Linked DNA regions of Mus musculus: region 1 is linked to region 2. The links are chromatin loops, found by intact Hi-C in ENCODE. Cell type or tissue: left cerebral cortex. All regions are shown on one strand. Each heading gives the region's core, and the rest is flanking DNA. Links, peaks and the distances in the headings are about the cores only.

Evidence for each region. Hi-C counts contacts between places; a loop is a spot of excess contacts. Peaks named below come from ENCODE experiments on the same cell type or tissue, not always from the same donor. Only the 100,000 strongest peaks of a DNase experiment are listed, where the experiment ranks them.
Region 1: it touches region 2 in a loop (2.2-fold over the local background); 2 of 42 quality-filtered maps call a loop at or near these places.

What each region holds. Positions count from the first base shown.
Region 1 is chr1:54,210,376-54,218,713 of GRCm38, forward strand. No RefSeq gene overlaps it. Among named protein-coding and RNA genes, the nearest start is that of Hecw2, 20 kb to the left of the region's middle. In left cerebral cortex, for the core only: no CTCF peak of the experiment used is centred there; no DNase peak of the experiment used is centred there.
Region 2 is chr1:54,321,044-54,329,381 of GRCm38, forward strand. Ccdc150 (coiled-coil domain containing 150) reads left to right here. Exons shown (of 28, transcript NM_030025.2): 16 at 7,914-8,021. Among named protein-coding and RNA genes, the nearest start is that of Ccdc150, 75 kb to the left of the region's middle. In left cerebral cortex, for the core only: no CTCF peak of the experiment used is centred there; no DNase peak of the experiment used is centred there.

The sequences.
Region 1 (8,338 bases), core at 28-8,027, 110 kb before region 2:
ATGTCCTGGGTTCTATAAGAAAGCAGACTGAGCAAGCCAGGGGAAGGAAGCCAGGTAGCAGCACCTCTCCATGGCCTTTACATCAGGTTTTGCCTACAGGTTCTTACCATGCTTGAGTAATTGTCCTGACTTCCTTTGATGCTGGACAGCAATATAGAAGTGTAAGCCAAATAAACCCTTTCCTCCTGTCTTAATTAGGATTTCATTACTATGAAGAGACACCATGACCAAAGCAATTCCTATAAAGACAAACACTTAACTAGGGCTGGCTTACAGTTTCAGAGGTTCAGTCCATTATCATCATGGTGAGAAACATGGCAGCATACAAGCAGACATGGTGCTAGAGAAGCCAAGAGTTCTACATCTTATTCAGAAGGCAACCAGGGGAAACTATCTTCTGCAGGCAGCCAAGAGGAGGGTCTCCCTCCCATCCTGGGCAGAGCTTGAGCATAGGCCATCAAAGCCCACCCCCACCTTGACACACTTACTCCTACAATACCACACCTACTCCAACAAGGCCACATCTCCTAATTGTGCCACTTCCCATGGGTCAAGCCTATTCAAACCACTACACTGTTCAAATTGTTTTGACCATGGTATGTCATCATAGTAATAGAAACCCTAACAGTTCCTTATAACATTTTCAGTTACATAGGAAGCTCCCCCAACATCTGATGTTAATGGATATATTATATTTTGACAATTTCCAAAGATAAGAAGAAAAGAAATTAAGATATAAAAAGTCTCCAAAACTGAAGAGATGACTCATCAGTTAAGAGCACTGACTGCTCTTTCAGAGGACCTGAGTTCAATTCCCAACAACCACATGGTAGATCACAACCATCTATAAGAGGATCTGATGTCCTCTTTTGTCTGAAGACAGCTACAGTGTACTCATATAAATAAAATAAATATTTTTAATGAAAAGTTATTACCAAAGAGGAAGGTATTTTTATTTTATACCTAAAATGTATCATGAGTGAATTGAAAATACAATATGTACGATATAGTCTGCATATTTTTCTTATTGGTGGACAGAATGACCCAGCATTTAAAACTTGGTTTAAAATTAACCCGAGACATGATTCTGTTTATGGGGAAGACTGTGTCTGATGCTATAGCCTTTGGCCAAAGAAAATACACTTTTCCCAGAAGCTGTATCATTACTGACAGTTGTGCCAAGAAGTTTCTGTTGTGTCTTAGTTTAAGGTCACACAAAGGTGACACAGCAATTAATCTAAGAAGACTCAACGTAAAATGGAAGCATAGAAAGTACAAGGAAATTGAAAGCAAAAGTGAAATAACATCAAATACAAGAAGTTTGATTATGGTATCCTTTTAAGTATTGTTCCTCACTTATGTCCGGGGCCAGTGTGACACCACCTCAGACTTATCTTCTGACCCTGTATTATCTGTAAGTCAAGCCAGTCCTCAGACTGGGGTTCCTCCATTCATTGCCCAGCTTTGTGTCCTGGGAGGCTTACCCATAGGTCTGCACAGCTGCTCCTTCATTCACTAGCCCTGGAGATCAGAATGTCCCTCACAGCCATCCATCCTTATTCCCTCCACAGGGAGTCTACCCTCCACTGCTGCAGCCCCTCCTGCACTCCAGGGACATGCCTTCCCTTCCCCCACCCCTTTACTTATGGATAGCATCATCATTCCATTGCTGCTTGGGTCCCTCAGTAATCCTTGTTTACCTAACTCCAACCAAGCCTCTGTGAAAGGACTTTTCATGACATTCCCCAGGGTATCCCAGCCCAGTAGGCCTTTTATGTTCTATAGGGCACTCTGGCAGACATTTTCAGGATATTCACACTTTGAGAAATGATATAGTCACAGAAGTGCATCTGGGCTAGACGGCCTTTATGGTTCAGATCAATAGATTTCAAGTCAATAGAACCTGAATCAATTGCCATTGGGTAATCTTAGCTCTACATTCATTGAGTCTGTTTTGATACTGAATTACTGGTGCTGTTTACATTTCTGTTTACTGACCTGTAGATGAAGAGCATTTTCGGTACTCGAACTGTTCAATCATTAGATCAAGATTCTGCCATCTGGTAGAGATAACAGAAGATTTTGCAGACAGATATTTGTATCATGTTTGTGCTTGCTGGTTTTGTGTGTCAACTTGACACAAGCTGGAGTTATCACAGAGAAAGAAAGCTTCAATTGAGGAAATGCCTCCATGAGATCCAGCTGTAAGGCATTTTCTCAATTAGTGATCAAGGGAGGAGGGCCCCTTGTGGGTGGTGCCATCCCTGGGCTGGTAGTCTTGGGTTCTATAAGAGAGCAGGCTGAGCAAGCCAGGGGAAGCAAGGCAGTAAGACACATCCCTCCATGGCCTCTGCATCAGCTCCTGCTTCCTGACCTGCTTGAGTTCCAGTCCTGACATCCTTTGGTGATGAACAGCAATGTGGAAAGTGTAAGCTGAATAAATCCTTTCCTCTCCAACTTGCATCTTGGTCATGATGTTTGTGCAGAAATAAAAACCCTAAGAAAATGTTATTGTGGTATCACACTCAGAACCATACTCTAGATATTTTATGGACTATTTTTTGCATGATTTGCTTTTGTGTTGTTCATATGTGTGATTTTGTTTTGGGTTGTTTTGTTTTGTTTTGTTTTGTTTAAAGAGGACTTAGATGGCTTAGTGGGCAAAGACGCCAAACCTGCCACCAAACCTAAGGACCTGAGTTCAGTCTCCAAAGCCTCCATAGTGAAAAGAGAGAAATGGCTACTGCAAGTTGTCCTCTGACTTCCATATACGCAAGCTATGGAAGACACACACACAGAGGCACACATGCACATGTACACACAAACGTGCAAAGCACACATATACAAAGCACATTTGTCACACAATCAATCACTTTAATAAATATAAAAATTTTAAAACTCACATGGGATACTATACAAATAATGAAAATAAGCAAATAATAGTTAAATAACGATATTGGTTATCGTCACAAGCAAGTGTTGAATAAAAACAACAGATGCAAAAGGATGTATGTTGAGGCCTGGGATGTAGTTGAATTGATAAAGTGCTTACTTAACATGCAGAAGACCCTAGATTTTTTTTTTAAACAAAAAAAGTTCCACTGAAGTCTTTTTAACTTTTTTTGAAACCTTATTTCCTTCTTGGTACACCAGAGCAATGATTTGTAACTGGAAATCTGCTTGTGTTTTGGAATTCTGCACTTACCAACTCAAAGCCTCGATATGTGTGGAGTTTCTACTGTGACTTCAATGTTTGTACCTCTTCCATTATTATATTGATTCCTGATTCCTAATGTGATATGTCAGGAGGCAGGCCTGTGGGAGGCAATCAGACCATGAGCAAACAATCTTGTGAAAAACTAAACGGCCCCCAGAAGTTTGTTTAGTTTTTTACTCTGTAAAGATGGAATTAGAAGGCACCATCCACGAAGGACTATGTCCTTCACCAGACACCCAGGCTGCTAGAATTTTCATCTTGGACTCTTCAGTCTCTAGAAATGTGAAAACCAAATCTATGTTGTCAATATGCTACCGAGCATATGGTATTTTGTTACAGCACACCAAACAGGCTAAGAGAGTCTGCTGATATCTTGTCATCCAATTTTGGGGATCTTGTCCATATCCTCCCTGTCGTCTATTTAAAAAGACATGTGTTCACTAGCACATACAGTAGCTTTATTCACAAAATGTGGAAACAATTCAATGTCCAGAAAAATGAAATGGATAAACAAATATGGTATATAAATGAAGTGAGTATTATGCAGCCTTGAAAAGGAGGAATCTTGAAGACACTAGACTACAACAAGGTAGACACAACTGGACAAATAGAAGGGCTCTTGGTCAATCAGATTCAAAGACAGTGAGTGGAGTAGCCATGGCTCCTGGGGAGGAGGAGGACGTGTGAAGCTGCTGGTTAACAGGAACTGGGTTTCAGATTATAAAGATAAAAAAAAAATTCTGAAAATAGATGGTTGTACCAGTGTGAGTGCACATTACCTGCACACTGAATTGAAATTAATTTTTTCTTAAGTCCTAGTCATCTTTTCATAAAAATAAGCTAAGGAGTCACTCTGCTAAGCAGAGAGCATAACATCAAACTGAAGACCCCCCAAAAAGCACGGCATCAGTAGCCCCCCAACTTGTGGTGAATGCTCCCCCACTTCTGCATTTGGAGATGGTGTTCACTGATCTCCTTACTGATCCTTATTTACTGTGTCTGAATAGAGGTGGTGAGACCAAGCTTTATATGCTCATCCTACAGGCCACACAGGGTTCCTCAGCTCCCTGATCTAAAGCAGCCCCTTCCCTGTGAACTCCTTAGGAAGCTGAGACCTACCCAGAAACAGTTGCCATGCCAAAGAGACTCTGTTTACACAGCACTCAGAGGCAACACTAATGATCACTAAAGAACCCATGCACCAAGAGATGGGGGTGGGGGGTTTCATTCTACTTTGCCTTGACTCTTCTAAAGGAAAATACTGTTTTTCTCTAAGTAGCATCATGTAATTGTTTCTGCTAACAGTTAAGAGTTTATTAGTTTAGGCCTTTGATCATTTTGGTTTAGTTTGTTCATAATAAGCTAGACTTACCTCATGACCTAGCTATCACATGAAACAGAAATACCACATAGATTCCTCCTTCTCCTTCTCCTTCTCTCTCTCTCTCCTTCTCCTTCTCCTCCTTCTCCTTCTCCTTCTCCTTCTCCTCCTCCTCCTCCTCCTCCTCCTCCTCCTCCTCCTCCTCCTCCTCCTCCTTCTTCTTCTTCTTTTTTTCAAGACAGGGTTTCTCTGCATAGCCCTGGTTGTCCTGGAACTCACTTTGTAGACCAGGCTGGCCTTGAACTCAGAAATCCACCTGCCTCTGCCTCCCGAGTGCTGGGATTAAAGGCGTGGCCAACCACGCCGTCCTAGATTCCTTCTTTTATGGAAGAATTCTAGCTATTATATTTCTTTCATGGGTGTACAATATACAAAAATTTCCAAAACACTTAGTGTCGACATTACAAAATTAGAAAATTGCACTATGATTAAGAGTGTCCAAATATCCTCTGTACAACCATTGTATTTATGACAATCAAGCTTCTTTTAGTGCTAAGTTTTCTAATACAATTAAAAAGTCTTTGATCTACTCTTTGAAATCCAGTTGTAAATACAGTTTTCCCACTGTTAACTAAAGCTGTTATGGCAACACCTTAATGCTACTCTGCTACCACTGCCCAAAGACTGTCTTCCCTGGGAGCAGATGAAATGACACCCTGTGGCCTTCACAGCTACCCAGAGCTTAAATTTAAAGTCCATTAATTTAAGACAAGCCTCTTCTTAGGTGAACTATGCTTTTATGATTGGAAGGATATAATACTGATGGCCTTGGAAACTGGCTGTCCCCAAGCAACGAGAGGTTTGGAGAACATATGCCATTCCTTCTATTGCAGAAGAAACCAACAGAGCTACATCTTACAGTCCTAGAGCTATTTATCTTACAGTCCTAGAAGTCAAAAGTCTGGAGTTGGTTTTAGTGAACTCAAGTGAAGGCCCACCAGGCCTGTCCTCTGCAGATGTTAAATAAGGATTAGTTATTTTTTATTTCCTTGACTTTTCCAAACCTCCTAGAGGTTGCCTATATTGTGTGGGTTGTGACTTTCAAAGCTATAGTTTCAAGTGACATCAGTATAACAGGTAGTATGACAGGTAGTATAACACTTTCAGGCACCAGAAACTAGAGTAGATTCTCTTCTACGAAGAACTATATCTCTAGAAAAAAAAATTTCTAAGATGATTCCAGATATAGTTATAATATTAAAATTTCATTTAATTTATTAGGTATGTATTATATGTGTGTGTTTGTACATGCAACTACAGAGGAAACACGTTTGAACATCTGTGAGATCAAAGTCAATCAGGTACCTTCCTCTCTCACTCTCTGTATTACTTTTAGTCTCTCACTGAACTTAGAGCAATTTGTCAAGCTAGACTGGCTGACCAGCGAGTTCCAAGGATCCACTCGGTCTGTCCTCAACCCAGCACTGGGGGCACTGACGTTGCGTAGCTTTTATATGCATGCTGGAGATTAGAACTCCGGTTCTCATGCTTGTATGGCAAGCACTTCATCTGACCCATCTCTGCAAGCCTCCTATTAAAATATGGCCAAATGATTTGGTGAGGGGGGAGACTCTTCTGGGAAGAGCGGTTTAAAGATGTGGATTGAGCTACAATGTAATGTGTTATCCTTTTTGCTTCAAACTCTTCTGCCTCAAAAAATTGGCAAGTAATCATACCTGAGGAATGTAACAGACCTGAGGAGTGTAATTCATGTCTAGGGTAGTGAAGCCAAAAGTAGCCTTTGCAAACTATGCTACAAAACCTAAACTGCCAAGCTCTGGATTTATTATACATGACAGAATAAAGACTGAGACATAAGCCACTATCCTCATCTATGTTACTATAGACCAAAACAATTCTTACCTAACTGAAACTGACAACCTTGTTTGGCACCAGTTGTTCTGACACTATTTGTTGAAAGTCCCAGTGCTTTATGTGCCTCTGCATTTCTTGTGATATTAAGGTAGATTTAGCAGTGACAGGATGGACCCCTTATCTTATTAGGGTTTCATTGCTGTGAAGAGACAATGACCACAGCAACTCTTTTAAGGGCAAACATTTAATTGGAGCTTGCTTACAGGTTCAGAGGTTTAGTCCATTATCATTATGGTGGGAAGCATGGCAGCATCCAGGCAGGCATACACTGGAGGAGTTAAGAGTTCTACCTCTTGTTCCAACGGCTGCTAGAAGACTGACTTCCAGGAAGCTAGGAGGAAGGTTTCAATTCCTCCAATAAGGCCGCACCCACTCCAACAAGGCCATACCTCCTAATAGTGCCACTCCCTGGGCCAAGCATATTTAAACCAACCCACATCTATAACTGAAACCTGCATCAAGCACACCCTGAGTTAAGTTCTTGTGCTGCATCATCAGCCAAGCAAGATGACGAAAGCAATGCCACCTTCCTCATATCCAATGTCCTTAAGTACAGAGGGATAAGAAGGAAAACCTCCTTTCCTGAGGTGCCTACAAGGTCGTCTTAGGTTGCGCTGATTCTGACCAGATTAAGAGCACCTTATGGTTTAGAAATAAAATGGCCTTTATGGTTTCCGTATTAAAGGCTTGGTTCACAGCTAGATCCAGAAAGAGGTGATTGAATCACAAAGGCTCTTGCCAAGGCCATGTGTGAATTCACTAGTGGGGTCATAACTCAATGGCATTATTGGGAAATGGTAGAAATGTTTGGAGGTGGGGCATAGTTAAATGAAATCAGTCACTCAATGTGTGTTATTAGGGGCTATATCTTTCCCTGGCCCCTCCCAGTCTCCCTGCTTCCCCTTCTACTATAACATTCTGTCTTACTATAGACACACCAACAATGCGATCAGCCAATTATGAACCATGAACCAATATAATGCTTGTCTTTCACGAGTTGCTTGTCATGTTTTGTTTTTAAGAAAACTAAAGTCTAAGTAACACAGTAATGAGTGGGCCATGAGGCAGGGCTGCTATCTGGGGCATGGAAATGAGTTTTTTATCCCAGCTCCCCTCTTTCTCCTGTCTTACAAGAGGTGACACCCCATGCCACCGTATGCTCTGTGACACGTTGTTCTACTTCACCAGGAACTAGACCAGAAGCAATTTCACCACAAAAGCTCTGCAACCATGACCCTAAGAAAAACCCTCTCTTCCAGGTTGGTTTCCTGTATTTTAACATAGCAACAGAAATCTAACTAACACAGGGCATATTTCTCAACCAATTAGCTCAGGACAGGATTGAAATTTTGTGATTTTTTTTAACTCAAGTCAATCAGTATCCATCCCTACAAGTAGGCATAGGGCCCATTCCACACAAGTCACATGGCTGAGAATCCACAAGTGTAATAAAGCAGCAAAGTTAATTATGTAAAGATTTGATACCCCATGGTGGGGTTAGGGGAGGCAAAAGGGAGGGGGAGGGGGAAGAATTCTGCCAGGGGAGAACAGGAGGGGAGGCAACATTTGGGGTGTAAATAAAATAATTAATTGATTAATAAAAAATAAAGTGGCAAAATATATAACTTTGAAAGAGGTCTATAAAGGTTAAAGTATAAGCACCCATAAACTCCTCTCTCTCTCTCTCTCTCCCACACACACCCCATCCCTTACTCCTTCCCTCTGTGTCTCTCTCTGTCTCTCTGTCTTTGTCTCTGTCTCTCTCTCTCTGTTTTTCCTCCATCTCCTTCCAACCCCCATCCAGGGAGGGTCTCACTATGTAGCCTGACTAAGCTGGAAATCACAATGTAAGCTAGGTTGGCCTT
Region 2 (8,338 bases), core at 80-8,079:
ACAGTATGCACACCCAAGGAATCACGAGAGACTGTCTTGATGCAAACACACAAGGCATTTTAATGATGGAGCTCTGGGCCAACACATATCTCATGCAGGAGACAGAGGAGTCGACCCTGAGGCTCAAAAGTTAGGGGTTTATATAGGAAAAAAATCGGGGGATAGGGGAAATTGGCATGGTTACACACAATTGGACAGTTTAAACATCAGCAAATTGTATGTGCAGATCGAGGTAACAGCAATTCTGAAGGGCGGGTGCTTGTCTATGTCAGCAGAGCATCTGGTTAACATTTAACACATGTCAGAAGGGCGGGAGACAGGAGAATTGCTAATCTTGTTATGGCTATTTCTTTGAGAACAGCTAATATTATTTTGGTAGCTGCAGGTTTAATCATCCTGAAATGATGTCTCACTTTGTTACAGTTACTGATTTTGTTTTCTGAACATCAAAACTTGTACTGTACTTAAGCCATTAAGGAAACATGGGCCAAAGGTTAAGAACAAGAAGAAGATAAGAAGGGGTAGGAAACAGGACTAGGCAGGGACCCTTTCAGCGAGGCTTGAGGGTCTGGGCGTGATGAAGGTGCACGTAGATCAGATCTCCGACTTGGAACTGGTGGGATGTCTTTGGGGTACCCGGCTCATTCACTGTAGCCAGTTATGACCAGAATTCTTTCTGCACCACCTGCAAGCCTTTTAACTTAGCATACAGATCATTATTACAACAACATGTAGATTTAAACACATCATTTAAGACAGTTATGGGCATGGGAGCCCTATAAACAATCTCAAAAAGAGTAACTAGACTGAATCAAGAGGGAGTATTTCAGTTCCAAATAGGGCAAGGGGAAGGAGCACCAAGTCTACGCCAGTCTCCATGGTTAATTTTGTCAAGGTCTCTTTTAGAGTTCTATTCATTCTTTCTATCTGTCCTGAGCTCTGAGGTCTGTACACACATTGTAATTTTCATTTGCCCTCTAAATACTTGGCCACACCCTGACTTATCTGGGCAACAGAGGCAGGGCCATTATCTGACACTATTGCTTTTGGCACTCTGAAACTTGGAAACATTTCTTCAGTAATCTTCTTGATGACTATCTGAACAGTCTCATTTTTACAGGGAAAAGCTTCTATCCATCTTGAGTACGTTCACAAAACCCAGAGGGTATTCATATACATATTTTTCTCAGTAAAGTCTATTTCCCAGTAGACACCGGGTCTGTCTTCCCAGTGTCTTTTCCCTGGATCTACTATAGTGTGGCAGACATTGACTCTTTGGCAGGACACACACTTGTGCACCACCTGTTCCACAAGGTGTTTTAAACCTGGTACATGGTACTTAGGCTTGGAGAATGTCTGGATGAGCTTGCTTACCTCTAAGTGAGTCCACTGATGCATCTGTTTGATCACAGCTTCTGCTTGTCTTTGTGGCAGGATTTTCTTTCCCTGGAGGTGTATCACAGTCTCTTATTTTTGCTGAACTGGTGACTGGAATCTTTGGAAATGAGGGCTAAATCCTCTGCTACGTAGGCAAACTCGGGCTCCATTGCCAGGAGCACCAGCAGGGCCATGGTTGTAACTGCTTGTGCTTCTCAGTCTGTCATGTTGTTGCCCCTTGTTATCATGGTATCTCTCTTCTGGTGCCTAGGACAGTGGATGATGTTTACCTTGGCAGGGTCATGGAGGGCCTCAGTAGAGCCAGCATTTCTTCTTTGTTTTTATTTTCTTTTTCTTCCCGGTGTCAGTAGACTCCTCTGTTGATATATGGTCCCATAGACATGAGCTGTGGCAAAAGCATACCTGCTATCCATGTAGATGTTGAGTCTTTTGAGCCGATGTGTCCTCTGGCAGGGCCTGTCCAGCTACCACAGCTGCTCCAGTATGTTTTTTTTTCTCTTCTTCTAGATAGCTGTTCCAGTCTATGAACCAGGTAACATCTGCACCCTCTAGTAACTGGTCTGTCAGATCTCCATGTCACCTATGCGTCTCAGCAAGAACCTGCTGAAAGTCTGGGTCTGGGAGCAGGGTAGCTGAGTTCAGACTTGCGGGAGGCAAAAGTGACTCTATCAGAGTTGAACAACAGAGTCTGGCAATGAGTCATGCGAGCGTTAGTCAGCCATCGATCAGGGCGCTTAAACACACTTTCTAGGGCATGCAGCACTGAGATTACCAGGTTCTGTCACAAAGCCAATATATCTGCGTCCTTGACCAGTAATGTTATAGTAGCCACGGTGTGCAAGCAAGCAGGCCATCCCACTGTCACAGGGTCTAATTTCTTAGATAAGTGTGCCACAGGTCTTTTCCAGGGCCTCAATCTCTGAGTAAGAACCCCTTTGGCAATATCTTTGTTCTCAGTCACATCTGGGAGGCCTAACGCTGAAGCCAACATTAGGGCAGTCTTAATGGCATCAAAGGCCTATTGTTCATTATTTTCCATACGAACGGCTGTTTTTAATTCAACAAAACCTGGAATCCACAGTCTGCAAAAGTCCACAGTGCTCAGGAACTTCTCTAACTTGATTTGAACTGGTCGGTGGGGGGAATATGAAACACAGTCTCTTTTCTAGCTGCTTCGGCAGGTAGGCCACAGGCCTCTTCCAAGGACTCGGCTTCTGTGTTAGCACCCCCTTTTGCTATCCCTTTACTTTTAGCCACAAACAGGTGGAAGGGTTTGGTCACGAGGCAGGGGGGGGGGGCTCCTCTTCTTTTTGTTGGGGCAGTCTCTCACCCAGTGCCCTTTTTCTTTACAGTAAACACATTGATCTTTAGCCAAAAGCTTTCTGTAGTTGCCAGGTACTATCTAAGTTCTCTAGTTTCTCTGACTATTGTGGCTAGCATCTTCTCTTATTCCTTTTTAATTCCCTGGCTCCCTGTTCCTTATAGATCATTTCTAAGTGCTAGCATTATCAGCATGTGCCAGTTTGCTGAGCTGTAGTCTTTCTTATTTACCTCTTTGCTGCTGTTTCCTAACTGTAATGGAGATCTCATACAATGCTCTCTCTCTCTCTCTCCATAGATAGATAGATAGATAGATAGATAGATAGATAGATAGATAGATAGATAGATAGATAGATAGATGTAGATGTAGATGTAGATGTAGATGTAGATGTAGATGTAGATGTAGATGTAGATGTAGATGTAGATGTAGATATATCTTTTTGTTTCTCCTCCTTGTCTTTGCTTCCTTTGGATGTTATCTAATTATCACGTCCCTATCCTATCACTTATCTTCTCTCATAGTTCACCTCTACCCTGTTTTATCCTTCTGTCTCACTGCACATCTCTGATTCTGAATCTGGTCTCTGTCTTTGTCAGCCTCATGTTTCCTCAACTCTTCCTCTTGCCTGTCTCTTACTTACTGGTTCCTCTTCTAAATATTTCTCATTCAGAATATTGCTCCCATTTCAGACCTCTCTAATCTCCTTCATCTCTATTTTCACTTCTCCTCACTGTTAACCTCTCTATTTGCCACTGTCATCCATCTCTCCTGAGTCTGCTGAAGCTTTGCTCTTAACTCACTTCCCTCCAGACCTCTATCCTTCCTTCGTTTCTCCTCCTCTGCACTTTCTTATTGATTTACACTAACTTTCTTACCGACTTACCCTGTCCTTCTCCTAACTTCTGTAACTTCCTGTTACCTTGGTCAGATTGTTGGGGCACTTTCTAGCCCCACAGAGACAAAACCCCCATCAGAGCCTGGTGGTTAGACTCGCAGGTGCTCCTTACCTTGGACAGGAGAAGCCCCAAGTGGGCAGATGCCTCCCTCACTGGAGCTTGGAACAGACTCATGGCCAGCAGGGAGGGGGCCCCGAGAAGATACATGGGGCAGGGAAGGGAACCCAGCTCTCACAGCCAGCTGCTGGGTCACTGACATCTCAAAGTGAAAGCTCTTTTTCTGCTAACAAGAGGCACGCTGGCTTACTGCCAAAGCCTAGAGATGGGCAGGTGGGATCCAGGGGAAAGGGAAACATAATTAGGCAAGTATGAGAAGCAGCCAGGGCTAGGAATACCACAGGGCACCCCTGGCCGGCCACTTCTACAGCCTCCTCCATCTCTCCTTCAGCAGCCACAACTGTGCCGCTGACTTCTCAGGGACCACCTCTTGTTCTTTCCTCCCTAGGCTCCAGGTCCCTGGGTGGGACCACTGTGACCCGATGGCTGCTCTCTGGAGTTGGAGAGTGGGAGGCAGTGCAGCTGAGGATCTGAAAGGAAGAGGTCAGCATCGGGATCTGACAGGATTCTTAGGCTTATTCCAGAGGGCATAACTCAAAACAGTCCTCAGCCATCAGTCCAAGTCCAAACGCAAAGAGACAAACAAAACACACAACCGAAACCTTCCAGATAAAGTGTCACAGTAATTCCACAGATACAGAAAGTAACCGAACAAACAAGACCAATACAGGGCGTCTTACACACCAGAGTGTCCTCGTTGTGGCCAGTGACGTTTTGGCACATCTGCCTGTCACTGCAACCACCCCAAATGGGCCCCTTTCCATGAGAAGGCCCCCAAAACCTAAGACCGGCCTAAAACCAAACCAAGATAACCAGTCGTCCCCTTAGGACTGAAACCAGACAAACCAAAAGCAAAACAGAATCAGAAGGAGGACACACAAGTGAACAAGACAGACAGACAGATAGGCAGGCAGGCAGGGAGGGATTCCACTTCTACTCCCTTCCCAGTAGGAGCACTCTGTCTCCTTCATTCTGAAAGACAAAAGCCAGGCTCTCTTGACTTTCCTGATGGGGTGGGATTCCACTTCCACTCCCTTCCTGACAGGGTGGGATTCCACATCCACTCCCTTCCACCCTTGGAACGTCTTCCAGGGTTGCAGCCTACGGCCCTAGGATGTCTCCTTCCACAGCCACTGGGTCCTTACAGCCCACAGTGGCAGCTGCCAGAAAACTGAAACCAAACACAAACTCAGCGGCCCCATACTCGGGCATTCAGACAACATATAAGACTCACACAGACATACCTCCAAGGGGTCTTCGGGGTTCCTGGGTGTCATGCAAATCTTGGTGGAACCTCCAAATGAAAGACCTCAGTGGGGAGACCCCCCACTCAAGTCCCAAGACAGTGCGCACACCCAAGGAATCACGAGAGACTGTCTTGATGCAAACACACAAGGCATTTTAATGATGGAGCTCTGGGCCAACACATATCTCACACAGGAGACAGAGGAGTCAACCCTGAGGCTCAAAAGTTAGGGGTTTATATAGGAAAAAAGTTGGGGGATAGGGGAAATTGTCATGGTTACACACAATTGGATAGTTTAACCATCAGCAAATTGTACGTGCAGATGGAGGTAACAGCAATTCTGCAGGGCGGGTGCTTATCTATGTCAGCAGAGCATCTGGTTAACATTTAACCCATGTCAGAAGGGCAGGAAACAGGAGAATTACTAATTTTGTTATGGCTATTTCTTTGAGAACAGCTAATATTATTTTGGTAGCTGCAGGTTTAATCATTTTGACCACTAAAACTATGTTTTTACACTTGTTTGGTCAGCCAGCTTCCTTATCTGGCTCTGCACTTTGCCTGCTAGTACAGTTTGGAATGTCCTTTTCAAAGGGGGAAGGTACTGGGTGGTCTTGAATTCATTTTGGATATTACAGTATGACTAGTAGGCAGGGGCCATAGAAATAAAAATGACCAGACTGTGCTGAAATCACCATAGTTGCCTGAATGTGTTTATTTGTAGTCAAAATGTATTTGGAGTTAGGGCTTAGGACAATGGCAGAATATTTGCCTAACATGCCAAACCGCTAACAGCTGGGCTAAACAATGTAAAATGAAACCCACTTAGGCTCTGGACTGGACAATTGAAATGTTGAGTAATCTCACAATAGGCTTGCCAAACATGTCAGCATTCATTTTTCCCTCATATTAAAGTTAGTAGACAAACAAGGTTCAGAGCTTGAAGGCAAATGAAAGGCAGTTGAAATGAGTTACACTTATAGTACGGTCCTGGCTTTACTCTCAGTGCCACAAAATGAAACTGGAATTTTAAAAATTGGCTATTTGGGTTATTTTAACTCTAAATCTCATTTCAATTTATAAATGAACTGCCATTGTAGATATGTCATACTTTATTTAAATTTTGCAATGTATACTAAAAATATCTAGGAAATGTAATGAATCAATATTTACATTACAGTGTAAACAGGTTAAAAGGAAGCTCTTAATTTTTTTGGCTGTCTCATAATTTATGTAACTATAGGTACCAATATATATTGCTATCTATAGGGATATATAATAGATACTCTGTGTGTGTGTGTGTGTGTGTGTGTGTGTGTGTGTGTATTCAGATCAATGGAACTGTATGAGCATCTGACCATGGCCTAATTTAGCCATGTTCCCAGACTTATTGATAAGCAGGTAACAGACTGGTTTTTAACACTTACTAGATCACCAGACTTGAGGGAGCAGGGTTCATTTGCTTCTGACCAGTGCTTCTGTGTTCCTTCCTGTCTTAAATATCTTGAGTAAGAATTCCTACTAAGTGATAAAAGATAAAGTACTTTAACTGACGGTAGGCTGCACTTCACTGTTCCTCGGAGGCTACAAGATGGTGAGTCCTAAGGATGAAGTAAAACTTATTATTCCATAAATGCCGCGGACCGGCCTCAGTCAGCCACCCTCAATCTGTGGGAGAAAATTGGGTTCCCGGTATGGTGGGCAATGGAGTTGGTGACGAAAAAGGGGGGTGACAAACAGATATGAAAACAGAGAGAGTGTGTGGTATCTGAATGTAATGTGTCTCAAAGCGAGTACCAGTCTTATGAGTGACTTTTACACAAAACAGAGGAATGCATACTAAAAGCTAACAGGAACCAACTGGGATAGAACCCTTGTCAACAATTGGGATCAAAAGCAGCCCCACCTAAGGTCAGCTTAATCTAAGAAGTCAGGGGCAAGGGCTTGTGCCCTTGTCATAGTTCCTATTCTAGTCCCCCTTCCCCCTAGGCCATTGTAAATTCCTGTGTATGGGTGTAACTCAGCTATCTATAGTTCTAAGTATCTACTCTGGCTCTTCCTTAGACCACAAACCTTCCTTCCTTCCTAGATAATGGTAAATTCCTTTGTAGGGCAGTGACTCAGCTATCCATGCCCAGGGTCGGCTGAAAGACTGCCTAGGACTGGTGAAGAATCTAACTTAGCTATATGTCAAAATCATAGAGGCACTTAAAGCAATACTGAGGGAAAGCACACAGATCTGTCCACTGACTAAAGCGAGGACAGATTTGGAGCATTCGTTATTACAGGATGCCACGGTTCCAGAAGACTAAGTTTCCATGAACTTTTCGCCTCGGGACCAAGTCCAGGCTTTTCAGCCTGTCACAAAGTAATCTTATTTAAGAACTCACAGTAACCCTTCTGCCTCTGCTTCTTAAGGACTAAGATAACAGGTATGTATCACCATGCCTTTAGGAGGTAATTTTAAAATACAATGCAACATATAAGCACTCTATTTAACTTTCCTAGTTCTCTTTGAGCAAAATACAAGTCAATCTCTCTCTCTCTCTCTCTCTCTCTCTCTCTCTCTCTCTCTCTCTCTCTCTCTCTCTCTCTCTCTCTCTCTCTCTCTCTCTCTCTCCTCCTAATTATCCACCCTCAGAAATTGTTCTGAATACTGGTACCACAGTTCACTCGTATTTGAGATTTATCTGCAGAACAGTCTTCCCGGAATTATTCATGATCATCTCCATTTGGACTTTCCTTAGGCCACAGAGAGCAGATGCCTTGTCTTAACCCGTTTACACAGCTGTAGCCTGCTTGTAGCAATGAGTTAAGACAGAATTGTTTGCAACATTAGAAAAATGCAGGATTTGCTTTTCAAGTTTCATGTGTTCTCTATTTTTTTTTAACAAAAACGTATGACATCTTCCTCCACTCTTTGTTTTCCTTGTAGACAAAGGTTAAACAGCTAGAAGCACAGCTTCACACATTCGCTGAAACCATGCTGCAGAAGGACCATCTACATAAGCTGAATAAGGCTTTAGAGGTCAAATATACTCAGGTATGCCTAGTGCCTGCAGAAAGCAACTGCTGTGAGGCACCGGTACAATGGTGCAAGTTCGAGGCATTGCTTGGTGCCTCTGCCCTCCCCTGCACAATCCTGCAAAGGTGGAGATCTTCTCTTAAACTCAGTTTAAACCCCTGCTGTGTGTAAGGTTCTGCTGAGAGCTAGAGGGAGTTAGAAAGATGCCTTCACCAGAATTAGAATGGTCAACATGCTTCATGTTTCTAACATTCATGAGAGCTTGTTGACCAGGACACTCTGCCTTTCAGGAAAAAATATGTTGTTTTCATGACCACCCACAAGGATCATTGTTA